Regions from separate parts of the Homo sapiens genome. Here region 1 is linked to region 2. A link is an interaction called in ENCODE POLR2A ChIA-PET data of the cell type or tissue named here. Cell type or tissue: MCF 10A. All regions are shown on one strand. Links, peaks and the distances in the headings refer to the core of each region. The heading gives the core; the rest is flanking DNA.

What was found. ChIA-PET counts read pairs that join two places held together with the same protein. Peaks named below come from ENCODE experiments on the same cell type or tissue, not always from the same donor. Only the 100,000 strongest peaks of a DNase experiment are listed, where the experiment ranks them.
Region 1: POLR2A ChIA-PET joins it to region 2 with 7 read pairs; 2 of 35 experiments call an interaction of 5 or more read pairs at or near these places.

The regions. Positions count from the first base shown.
Region 1 is chr3:152,716,636-152,723,831 of GRCh38, reverse strand. No RefSeq gene overlaps it. Among named protein-coding and RNA genes, the nearest start is that of P2RY1, 110 kb to the left of the region's middle. In MCF 10A, for the core only: no CTCF peak of the experiment used is centred there; DNase peaks (open chromatin) are centred at 4,381 and 4,841.
Region 2 is chr3:152,636,022-152,641,406 of GRCh38, reverse strand. No RefSeq gene overlaps it. Among named protein-coding and RNA genes, the nearest start is that of P2RY1, 200 kb to the left of the region's middle. In MCF 10A, for the core only: no CTCF peak of the experiment used is centred there; a DNase peak (open chromatin) is centred at 2,096.

The sequences.
Region 1 (7,196 bases), core at 1,643-6,642, 81 kb before region 2:
AGAAAAAGGCATAGTAAAATAAAGTTCTGTTGCTTCCCTTGCCCACTGTGTTCAATTATTGGGAAAATCATCAATAGTTCTCTTGTTTCAGAACTCTATGGCAACTACCACTGGGGCTGGTGTTCTCAGAGGAACTATCAGAGCAGCACTGAAGCTTGGTTGGGCATAGGAGTTGATGAAAACACATGATACAGATTGGGGATACCTAATCCAAAAATCTGAAATTCAAAATGCTCCAAAATCTAAAACTTTTTTAGCATTAACATGACACCACAGGGGTGGATGAAATAGTGTGATTTCTGCTTTCTGATGGCTTAATCTATATGAACTTTGTTTCATGCACAAAATTATTTAAAAGATTGTATAAAACTACATTCAGGCTATGTATGTAAGGTGTATATGAAACATAAGTAAATTTTGTATTTAGACTTGAGTCCCATCTCTAAGATATCTCATTACATATATGCAAATATTCCAAAATCTGAGAAATCTGAATTCTGAAATCTGAAACACTTCTGGTCCCAAGCTTTTCAGACAAGAAATAGTCAACCTGTATCTACTATACATGGCATTTTGCCTTTTTATCCAGACCCCTCCAAACCCTAAGGGTTTGTGGACTACTTCCTAGGGTGACTGCCTCCTACCAATTCTGCATTTTCTTGAATATTTAGAGATAAGTAGCAGTTGCTCAGATGATAGCTAATAAGAGTGATTGCTGCCAGGCACGGTGGCTCACACCTGTAATCTCAGAACTTTGGGAAGCTGAGCCGGGTGGAATGCCTGAGTCTAGGAGTTTGAGACCAGCCTGGGCAACATGGCAAAACCCCGTTGTCTACTAAAAACACAAAAAATTAGTTGGATGTGGTGGTGTGCACCTGTAATCCCAGCTATTCGGGAGGTTGAGATGTGAGAATCACCTGAGCCCGGGAAGTCTAGGCTACAGTAAGCTGAGATTGCACCACTGCACTCCAGCCTGGGCAACTGAAGTGAGACCCTGTCTCAAAAAAAACAATGATTAATGAATTATGGTTTTCTGTCGGCTGAACCTTTCCTCCCTAAGAAATATCTCTTCTATTCTCTCTCAACTCATTAACTGACTAGACTGGGGTCTGGCCTTCAGATTTCCCTAATATTCACTCCAGACAGAATAGCTGATATCAAACCTCACAGGCTTGGTATCAAAATAGCTGGAAACCCAATAACTACAGCTACTTTGAGTAAAAATTAAAAACTGAAAAACATATACCATCTAAGGCAAATGCTATTATTATTAGCTAACCACACACTATTTACCCATAACTTCACATGTAAATTCAAACCACTGCATTAAAAAGCCCAAGTTAAAGCTTACACCAATGTGAAAGCTCTTACTAAAAAATGTGAATGCTGGTCAGGCAGAAAGAATGGAGTTGTGAAGAATGAAATTATGAAAATAAAGTGCCTACATGCCTGGCATAAAGTAGGCAGTTATTAGTTAGAATTTCTGTCTTACTTTTAGCAATCATACACTTTGTAAATAAAAAGCCAGGTTTGTGTCTTTTTAAAAAATTGGTACAGCTTCAGGCACTGTATAAGTTTTCTGAGGCTGCTGTAACAAATACCACAAACATAGTGGCTTGAAACAACAGAAATTTATTCTCTCACAGTTCTGGAGGCCAGCATCTGAAATCAGTATCATTGGTCTGAAATCAAAATGTGGCATGGCAGGTCTGTGCTCCTTCAGGAAGCTCCAGGGGAAAGAATCTGTGTCTTGCCTCTTCCAATTTCTGGTGACTGCTGACATTTCTTGGCTTGTGGCTGCATCACTCCTGTCTTCATGGAATCTCCCTTTGCTTTGTCTTCACACTCTCGTGTTTGTTTCAAATATCCCTCTGTTTGTCTCTTGTAAGGACACTTGTGATGACATTGGGTCCAGATAATCCAGAGTAATCTCCCATCTCAGGATTCTTAACTTGATAACCATGGACAAAGACCTTTTTTTTGCCATATAAGGTAAAATTCACAGGTACTAGGAATTAAGATGTGGGATGCACTTTTTAGCCTACACCACAAACACCTATGCTAACACATAGTAAGTTGTTAACAACTATTTGTAGAATAAAATCTCTTTCCAAAGCCTCTTTCCGCTGAGTCTTCTAGCTCTTATGATCTGTATTATTGATAGCACTTTGTCATATATTCATAGATATGTCACTTGTCATATACTCATAGATATGTTATTTTTACATCTTTTCTCTTCTTCCAGTGATCAGCTAACAAAAGTGCTTTTAAGCAACATGATTGTGAAGAAGACATCATAGACATGCTAGACTAGAAGCAGATATCAGTCTTAATATTTTGAGCCGTGATGGAAAGTAGCAAGCAACAAGGGGATGGTTCATTTAAAAATCTGTCACTTTCCAAGTGTACTCATGTTGGTAGTCATTCTTCCAATGAGGGACTAGGAAAAACACTGAGGACTTCTTTAACTTGGAAGTAAGTTCACTATCAGGAATTTAAGATACGAGATTGACATAGTGTGACTGAGTACCCTCATTTTTCTAAGAAAAGGAGAACGAGTTATTTTTTCTCTTCTTTTCTCTTCTCTGTTTTCCTTTGTTCCCCACTTCCTACATAGCCCTTTAGAAATGCAAATATAGCCTTTCACCTCCCCTTCACCAGACACTCCTTACAGGGCAGGTTCATCTAACTATGTGCTTAGAAGCTCCAGAGTGAGAAACTCTCACCCACCAGGAGACTGTCTCAAGAGAAAACAGTCAATTTACAACCCAAAGTATCCCTGCTATAAAATCCTCTCCTCTCTGGTGAGTTTTGGCCACCTTTACAACCTAGTTCTGCCCATGAAGATGCCAACTCAACCACCTGGTAGATAAGGCACCAAAGCAAGTATGTGGACCCCCAACTGCTCACTTCCTCCCCTGTATGCCATTTATGCCAGCATGCCAGGCCCCCTTTTAAAAGGATATGCTTTCTACTCCAAAAGTGAAGTGGTATCCTTAGGCAGGAAGCCTATACTTCCTCCCCTAAGCTAGTCTTGGAATAAAAAGCCACTTTCTTTATACCAGGCCTTGCTCTTGTTAATTGGACTCTGCAAGCGGCATGCGGCTGAACCTGTGTTTCAGTTACAATATCGTGGATGACACAAGAATGGTTTTCATAGTTGAAGAAATAATGTGGTTATCAAAGGGATGATATGGTAAGCAAGACTATCCTCACATGAAACATTAGCATAAATGACTGGGCTCTTGGAGGGAGGGTGTGTTCTGACTCGTGGATCGATATAGTCTCAATGATGGAGCTATGGGTGAGAAAGTGTTCAGTTTCCATACTCTTCAAAAAGGCTGACATAGTTGGGGAGCAGTTTATAGTCATCTCCCAAAACTGAAGACAATTATCATTTGCCTTTGTCTTCCCATATAGAACTGTTCACAAAGGGATAATGAAATTTTGTTGGAGATTTTAGTAGTCAGGGAAATGTTATAGCCATAGCTCTCACCATAAGCTAATAAATTAGAAGTCTACTTATTTATTAACCTTCCTCTTTCGAGCATTCTGAATCCATTCATTAAATCTGAAATATACTTATTGAGCATCTACCATGTGTCTTGTACCTAGTGAGGTGCTGGATATATAATGGAGAGCTTGATAGGCTTAGCCCCTTTTTGCATTCCTTTATACTAACAAAAATCACATCTTGTAAAACTTCCAACCCATTACAAAAAACAAATGAATAAGCTGATGGATTAGCAAAAATATACCACCAATAACAACATCAACAAAAGTATCTCCACCAAGTTCTTTAAAGTGTAACAACTAAGGTAACACTAAACTTGGCATCAACATTTATTCATTTATTTATTCACTGATAAGCATATAATGATAGAAAAATGATTCACAAGACCATAGTATATATTTGTTTAAGCTCTAAGAATATTGAAATAAATAAAAATATTGAATCAACCAAATAATAATATCTTGGTTATCAAAAATAACAGATATGATAAATAGGTAAACAATATAATTAATACAGATAAATAGGACAACATATCTTCAAATTTTTTATTACTGAAAAGAAATGAAAATAAGACTTAGTATAAAAGTGTACATTCAAAAAGAAGAAAGCTTCCAGAGTTTAAAGGCAGCATATAGTATTTTCAAATGACAGATTCTAATCAATAAAATTACAGAAGCTCCTTTATCAAAAAATGTTAAAAAGAGCTTCAAATTAATTAATTTCCACATGAGAATATATAGTGTAAGCCAAGATGCAGAAACTTTAACTGTAATTAAGAGCAATTAGATTACTATCTGAAGGAGAGCAGATGAAAAGCTACTTCTGGAGAACTGGTATGACTCACGTGACTAATTGATTATGTAACATGCATGACTCATTTTTCTTTCCTTCTACTAAGAGTGGAATAGATAGGCACTGACAGTGTCCCCACTAAATGAAACATTCTTCAACATTACATCTTTATGTCCAACTCACCCAAGACCTCTAGGTTTAATTGTAAACTGTTTCATTTAGCGTGTTGGAATCCTAGCCACCTCACACTCCCAAACACAAAAGTCCCTAAAATCACCACAGGAAGCAGAGCAGCTATCCTTGGTCCAAATGGCTTACCACTGTATGTATATTTATTGTCAATTGTTCTACTTGCTTGGGCATTTTATTTCACTTGGTAACCTGATTTCTTCCCCCATTACTCTGTTGCAGATTAGACAGAGTCAGAACTGCTAAAGGCACAGAAGTGACAGCTGGGAGTGAGGAAGGAGTCTAAGGAAACACCAAACAGAAAACCACAGTTGTCCATGGCACACTGGCCCCTGTATTTCAGAAATCTCCTAGGGCAATGTTGGATTGCAGCATTCTACTTGAAGTATAAGGAGCAGCCTGAGTCATCCAGAAAATGTCAACCAATGTTCAAATACTCCTTGTTCACTAAGACTTGGGAGTGGGTAATAAACTAATTTAAACTAGAAAGCTTTGTCATTTAAGGGAGGGGCCAGGCTTCACTCTAAAAAATTTGCTTGGTTGAACCTTCATTTCTTATAAAGCAGGTATGAGCTTTCACCAAAAGATACCTCAGAGGGCTCTGAGATAAAATGCTAAAATAGCATTTCCTGAAATCTAAAGTGCCTGAGTCCCAAGGATTATATTCATTATATGAAATAATTTTTAAAATGAGTTTATTATTCCAATGTACTTAATAATGATAATAGAAATAATAGCAGATAATGCTCACTATATGTCAAACACCCTGTTGATACCTTGTAGAGATTATCTGATTTACTCTCTCTACAACCCTTAGAAGGAGACATTATTATAATCTCTGAAGTACAAAAGAGGAAACTGATGCTTTCACTGGTTCAAGCCAGGTCTCACCGCAGACAAGGGGCAGAGCTGAATTTGAATTCTGGCTATTTGACTCAAGAAACAGAAGAAATATTTGATTCAAGTAGTTTTCTTTGTCATTGTACCGGGTATGTACATTTCTTTACCAAAAATATTAATCTGCTCTCTTAAAACTAAATCTATTCAGAAAACATATTTCTGTTATTTCAAAATGAAGTCGAATTTCTTGATTTAAAAAAATACATAAAGAATCAAAGAAGGTATGCAAGAGAAATTCATTCAGAATGTTAAGGTACACTTTCAGTTAATAGAAATCAATGAAAACGTAGTTTCATCAATTTCATGAATAGAATCACCAAACCTATTCAATTCTATGTAGCTTATTAAATTGCTTCATTCAATAAAACCTGTAACAAATAAACTTGCTAATTGATGGAATAAATAGCTATTTAGAAAATATGTGAATGATAGAAAAATAAAGACTTTCAGATTTATTGCTTTTGAATATAATACACATGCATAGTTATCAACATGCAGTTACTATACTATTTTTAACAAGATGTTTTGAAGTGCAGATTCTGTTTTGAAGTTCTGCTTCAAAAAAATATTTAATGGTTTTTATAGATGTCGATTTGTTTACAAAATAGGATAAGGCTCAAATAAGTTTAACCTCTTAGGTGCCCTGTCATCCAATTTCTTCTGCTCCTTTGCTTAGCAAATTCTTATACAAAGAAATTGCAAAGACATTTTCAATCCAGATTAAATTATCACATATTCCTAATTAGTGGAACTTGAGATTTTATGTGAGTTCTAATTCATAAAATATTTTGATGTCTTTGTGTAATTGTGCAATTACGCTTTGAATATCAAAGACAGAGAAAGATGGGTCACAGAAAGGATCTAGAATTATCTGGGAAGTCTGTGTTTATTTGAATGCTAAGGAAAATTTAAATCAATGTAATAGCTGCAAATTGCACTGATGATTCAGGCTCCTGTTTAGTTTGGTATTTTCAGGAAAACACAGTTACCTTAGCAACTAGTATATCACATGGGACATGCTGTAGCACGCAGAACGTCTCAAAGTCAAAAGCTTTTCCCTCTGGAAGACATCATACTAAGAAATAGGAAAATAAAGAAACCAAATCTTCCACTTAATGAGTTATGTTGTTTATCTCCTTGACAGGTAGAAAATAATTTATACTTAAATCAGTTTTTTATGCTATCCAAAATGATAATATTTATATTACATGGATAAAGAAAAAAACAAACTACATGCCCTAAGTGCACAAAGTAAGTCTTCAGTTGAACTGTCTGAATAAGTACATTGACTGACTTGTAAACCTCTGCAACTGAATTATCTCTTTCTTTGGAGAGGAGTAATATAAATAAGATCCTAAAAATGTTAAATAGTAAGCTATTATCACTAAACACTAAGAAATATAAGTTTTGTTTCCTGGTGGCAGTAACTCTAAAGTTACAAAATAATAGTGTGAGAATTTAAAACTATACTTTCACAAGTCTAAAACAGCCTAGTTGAGTCAAATATGAAATCAAACTGATTGCCATCTGCACTGTTATAGAGACTTAACTCATATTAATTCAAAGAAAAGTAAGTGGTTTATTTTTTTTAAATTCTCAAATGTGTACATTGTTGAGGAAACAAACATTTACTGCATGTCTCCCTAGTGCAAGAATTTTCCAGAAACAAGAAAGAAACGGTGACTGCCTTTGTAGTTTATGCTCTAGCTGGAAGAGACATACAAAACAAAGAAAGAAAGAAAAAGAAAGAAAGAAAGAAAGAAAGAAAGAAAGAAAGAAAGAAAGAAAGAAAGAAAGAAAG
Region 2 (5,385 bases), core at 1-5,000:
ATAGATAGAAATGATAGATAGATAGATAGATAGATAGATAGATAGATAGATAGATAGATAGAGATATAGATAGAGATATCTGATAGACCCCTAAAGTGTCTCCTGATTTTTTTAATGGCTCCTCACAATTATATTTTGATAACAAATTTTTAAATAAAATTCAAATTAGAGGTAGAAGTAAAAATTACTACATTGAAAAACTGCACTAGCTTTTTTTCACTCAGAAATCTCTTTAGACTTTAATGATCTTGTCTGTAAAATGGGAACAAAGCTACTTAAATTGTTAAAAGCAAGACAGATGAATTTTGGGCTTACACCTTTATGATTTACAAGCTCTATGATTAAGTATTGAAGATGTGATAGATTTTTTTTCCCTTTATCCTCCATCAGTGCCCTATTGTTTATCTTTCATTATTTTTCTTGGAAAGGTTAAATTGATGTTTTAAAAATCAATTTCCATAACTTCAATTTTCTTATAGATATTTCCTTGTAATCAATTCTGCTATACATTTTTTTCCAACAGAGCTCTTAGAAATTACTGTTTACGTTATACTAAGATGCTAGTAATCACATTGAATTATCTCCTTATTTCTCAATTGCTTTACATCTTATCTTTTCCTCAGCTCTGCTCTGAAATATATTTTTTGTTGTTGTTGTTTGTAATTTTAACATATGTTACTATTTTTGGCCCAAATACTAGATACATAACAAAATCACTATTCAAAACTTCTCTTTAGATGTAAAGCTTTATTTTGGACATCTTAAGAATTTCAAGTTTTTGTTGAACTCAGTGTTATAACTTTCAGATTTCATGTTTAAATATTTTGAAAACTATACTGATTCATATTTTTGCTCGTTTTTAGTTGAATAAACTCTCTCTTTTTTGTTTTTGTTTTTGAGACAGGGTCTTACTCCGCCACTCAGCCTGCAGTGCAGAGGCGCAAAAACAGCTCACTGCAGCCTTGAACTACGGGGTTCAAGGGATCCTCCTGCCTCAGCATCCCATGTAGCTGAGACCACAGGAGTGCACCGCGGTTGGCTGATTTTTTTATTTTTTTGTAGAAACGGTATCCCATTTTTTTTTGCGCAGATTGGTCTCAAACTCCTGGGCTCAAACGATCCTCCTGCCTCAGCTTCTTAGAGTGTTGAGATTACAGGTATGAGACACTGCACTCAGCTTAAATAAACTAGCTCTAAAACCCTGATTGTTATGTATGTGGCTGTTTCTTTACATTCTCACTAGGAATTAATATCCAAAAACTCTCATTCATTCAACAAATATGAGTAACTACTATGTGTCAATTATTGTTCTTGACATATAGTAGATGTTCACTAATATTTCTTCATAGTCATGTTAATTGCAGTTTTTGTTTGGCTTATTTTTTTGTTACTGAAAATTTGTGGTGAAAACAAAAGGTATTTTGCTCTACTATTTTTATTTCCTGAAAAATAGTAATGGATACTCTTTCTCATCCATTTACTTCTTGCAAATAAACATCAGGGCATAGGAAATTCTTTGAAATTAGAAGAGATCATTAAATTACTTCTTTGGAAGGTATCTCAGTTTTGGAAGTTTCCAAACTGTTAAATGTATTCTTTTTCAGGTAATATCATACATATTTAAAATACCCAAAATTGCTATTTTTCTAGTACAAAGGTATTATATATTATATATCCAAATTTTTAACTTTTTAAAATTTCAACATCACTAAATAAGAACAATGAGCCAGCTTTAATAAACATAAGTAGAAAATTAGAGCAACATTATGAGTGACATTTACAATCATGTCAATCTCAACATCTCATTTACTTTTGTAATTGCTAAGATTACACACTTTCACAAAGATACATAGTTGTTGTGTATCTTTAATGTAATCTAGAAGCTGGAAAGAGGAGGTAGTTGGACACTTTTATTTCAAAGTTAAATCACTGACAACATCTACCATCTGCTCACATTCCCCTTCACAAAAATAAAATTCAGCCAAGAAGCTTCCAAAACCTTCAGATGAAACCCGTAAAAGATATTATCACAATTCTTCATCCTACCCACTCACTTACTATTGCACAACTACTGTTAGGCAGTGATGAACACGTGTACAGAATACCGGCATCTGAGCCCTAACATTTAATTGGACTTGGCGCATGTGTGCGGTGACAGTGTACTCAGACGTTTTTATGTGAAAGAACAAGCACAGACCTGAATTTTAAAAAGAAACAGAAAACAAGTCTTTCTAAACTGTGCACATTTGCAAGGAGCTCAAATATGTACTAATAGATAATAGGTCTTTTTTCCAAGAACTTCCCTCAAGCAAGTTAACCCAGAAGAACTATTTAATGGGCTAAGTGGTTTTCAAAAACACAGTCTGAAATGCCCCATTTCTCTGCAACTACTTCCCTTCATGGGTGAGACACTAAGACCAGTGGAAGTCAAACAAAACACACAGTTTCTTCTCCATCCTTCGTGCTGTTTCCTTAACTGGGATTTCATACCCCTTCAATCCTACCTGGCAGGATATTACTCATTTTTAATAACCTTTCTCAGATACCAGGAAGCTTTGTTTTTCCTCAGACGCATATTCTTTCTCTCCCTGTCTCCCCATCCCCAACATTTGAAATGCACTTAACATATTTTCATATTTCATCCTTTATCAGAAGAGAGGAATCTCCTGCTCTCACTTTATTGTAATTCTTACTACACTGTACAGCAGGCCATATACGTTATAGGCACTAATTAAACAATAATTTCATTGAATTGTTTACCACAAAGATCTATAATCCTCAATAGATCATTTACATTAAAATGGCTTATATTTTGCCGAATTTAATGAAAGTGTTTTTCTGTAATCCTTTTCACATTCTTAGAATTTTGTGTATTTCTTCCAAGGCTTCTATATAGCAATATTTTTTCAGCTGCCTTAGTTCCTTTTAATCCAATTCCCTTAGAAACATTGTTGTTTAAGTTGGCAATTTTTGTAGTAAAAGAGAAGGCGCTACCAGAAAGCTAGAAACGCGTCAACAGTGTGGGATTTGCCTGTGGGCTTTGACTGAGGAGCTGATGAAAAATTAAACAACAGACATGCAATTTTTAGCCCAACTGCACTAAATAAATCTTTTTTTGTGTTTGCTAGTATCTTCATGCTGAATTGTATATGACTGTGTTTTTCAGAATTTCCTCAAACACAAGATAGTGTATGTCTAAATCTGTGTCATTTTATCTTTTGTCAAAGGCCTAGTTGTCTAGAAGCAAAGACTGAGACAAAGTCTGGTAAAGATAGGGGCTTACTATTATTATTAGGAGTTGACATCTTTGGAAGTGAAGGTCAGGAAGCAGGATGGCAGAGAGAGAACTCCCCATAGAGAATGCAGGAATGCATATAGCCCATCAGACACGACTCACATTGGGCTGAGATGGCTGGGCCTCTATACCTCTGCCTTAATCAGGTACTCTGCCTGAAAAAAAAAGTGAGTGCTAGGGAATGTGGCTCTCTGCAGATGGGTCAAACCCTACCAAAGTTGACAACTGGAGGCTGTCTGCTGGGGCAGAAAGTTCCTTCTTTAGGGGCGATCTGGGTAGCACAACTTCATGTCCATCACACCTCTGAATGGAAACCCCCTCCGCAAAATGGGGACAGAGACTACTTTTAAATTTTTTTGAGATCGAAAAACAGAGACAAATAGCTAATTGCCATTAAGGGTTCTGTAGTCAGGTAGGCTTTCAGTTAAGAAGCCTCATGACTCCCTTGGCAGATATTGGAGAGTTTATTTTTCTATAATCTGAGTATTGTGATTTCACAGCATTGATTATGTTCTGGCTTCATGGTTCCACACAGTGAATCCTGGCACAACATGACATTAGTTACACTGAAATTCCCAAACTCCAAATACCAAGCAGCATCAGATTTTCTTAAGATTTCATTTTCTCAGATAAGTGGAACTGGCTAATTAACAGACCCCAAGAGGATTTAATTTCTCTGAGCATATCCACCATTTTTAGAACCTGGGGATTCAAATCACTTTTCTTTGAAATGTGGCAGTTATGACAATGTGATATGAATGATGAAAAATTAAGATTATAGACTGCTTTGAAGGAATTAGAAATCAATCTGGTTTGTAATGAGTCAATCTCTACTAGCAGAGGATCTGTTTCCTGAGACCTACTATGCAACTGTGCTTAGTGTCAGATGCCAAAGCCCAAATAAGGAAATGCCATCATATTGTAATAATTCAAATATGGTAATAATTCTAAAATATTAACTGGTAGCTGGAAAATCCGGTTTCAAAGGTCTGCTTTAACATTGTGTTCATGACATTGAACAATTTCTATCTTTGGCCTTAATCTATGTTTACATTTTAAAATCTTAAGGACAAATCCTTTACAAAGAAGTTGTTTGTCGGGGTGGGGGATGTTTAACTCTTACAAAAATGATTTCGTTAATCAAAGCTTTTGGTTCTTCTTTTGTACTTCTCTGTAAAATATTACTTTGAGAATTCTCAATGAGATAGTGGCTGGATTGAGAACAAGTGATTAAAGACATCTCTGGAATGGTCAGCGAGGTGATGCAGCAAGAAAGTGCCCAAAGGCTTGATGATAATCTTCGGTGTCTTGACTGCATAGCCCTTCTTTTGAAAGGAAACTGGAATAAGTTATAGGTAAGTTGATGCCTGGTTATTTTTTCAGTCATAGACATTTTCTTATTCTGAACTCTATGTTGCTCTCCTATCAACAGAACTTTTTTTGTATTCTAAACAGCACATCTTTAAATATGTATTGAAAATATGTATCGCACATTCTCAAAGACTTAGATCTTAATAAGTAGTTTTCCAATTGGTTTCAGTAACTCATAGATCATTCTTAGTCTCTTATCAGTGTTTAATAATTTTTAAAATAAATACATTTATGAATGAATAATCATGGGTCCTGGTTATCATGGGATCTGCGATAAAGTTATAGACCTAAAACTATTTTCACTGAAACACAGCACGGTCTTCAAAGAAATGGAAACTCATTCTCCATTCTGATTCATGGGATAATGCTCTGATGATTACTGTTGCTTCATCCACAGTGTTCTTCAACTTGAAAATGTGAAAACACTAGTTTATTTTTTTTAATATGAAAAGGTATTTCAAAGAATAATAGTCAGAGTTTCTAAGTTAAAATATTTCACTTACTACTGCTATTATTTCATCCATGTACATCTAATAAAGCTATTGTCAAAATGACAGCCTTACATGCTCACTTAAAATAATTCATATTCCCTGAAAAAAACAACTTTACAGCATTGTTTGTAGCATAATGGTGGCCATCACTTTTTTCTTCACTTCTTAATTATGCACTAGCATCAAGCTTCTTGATCAGGGCAGACCTGTGAGGTGCCAGCACAGTGT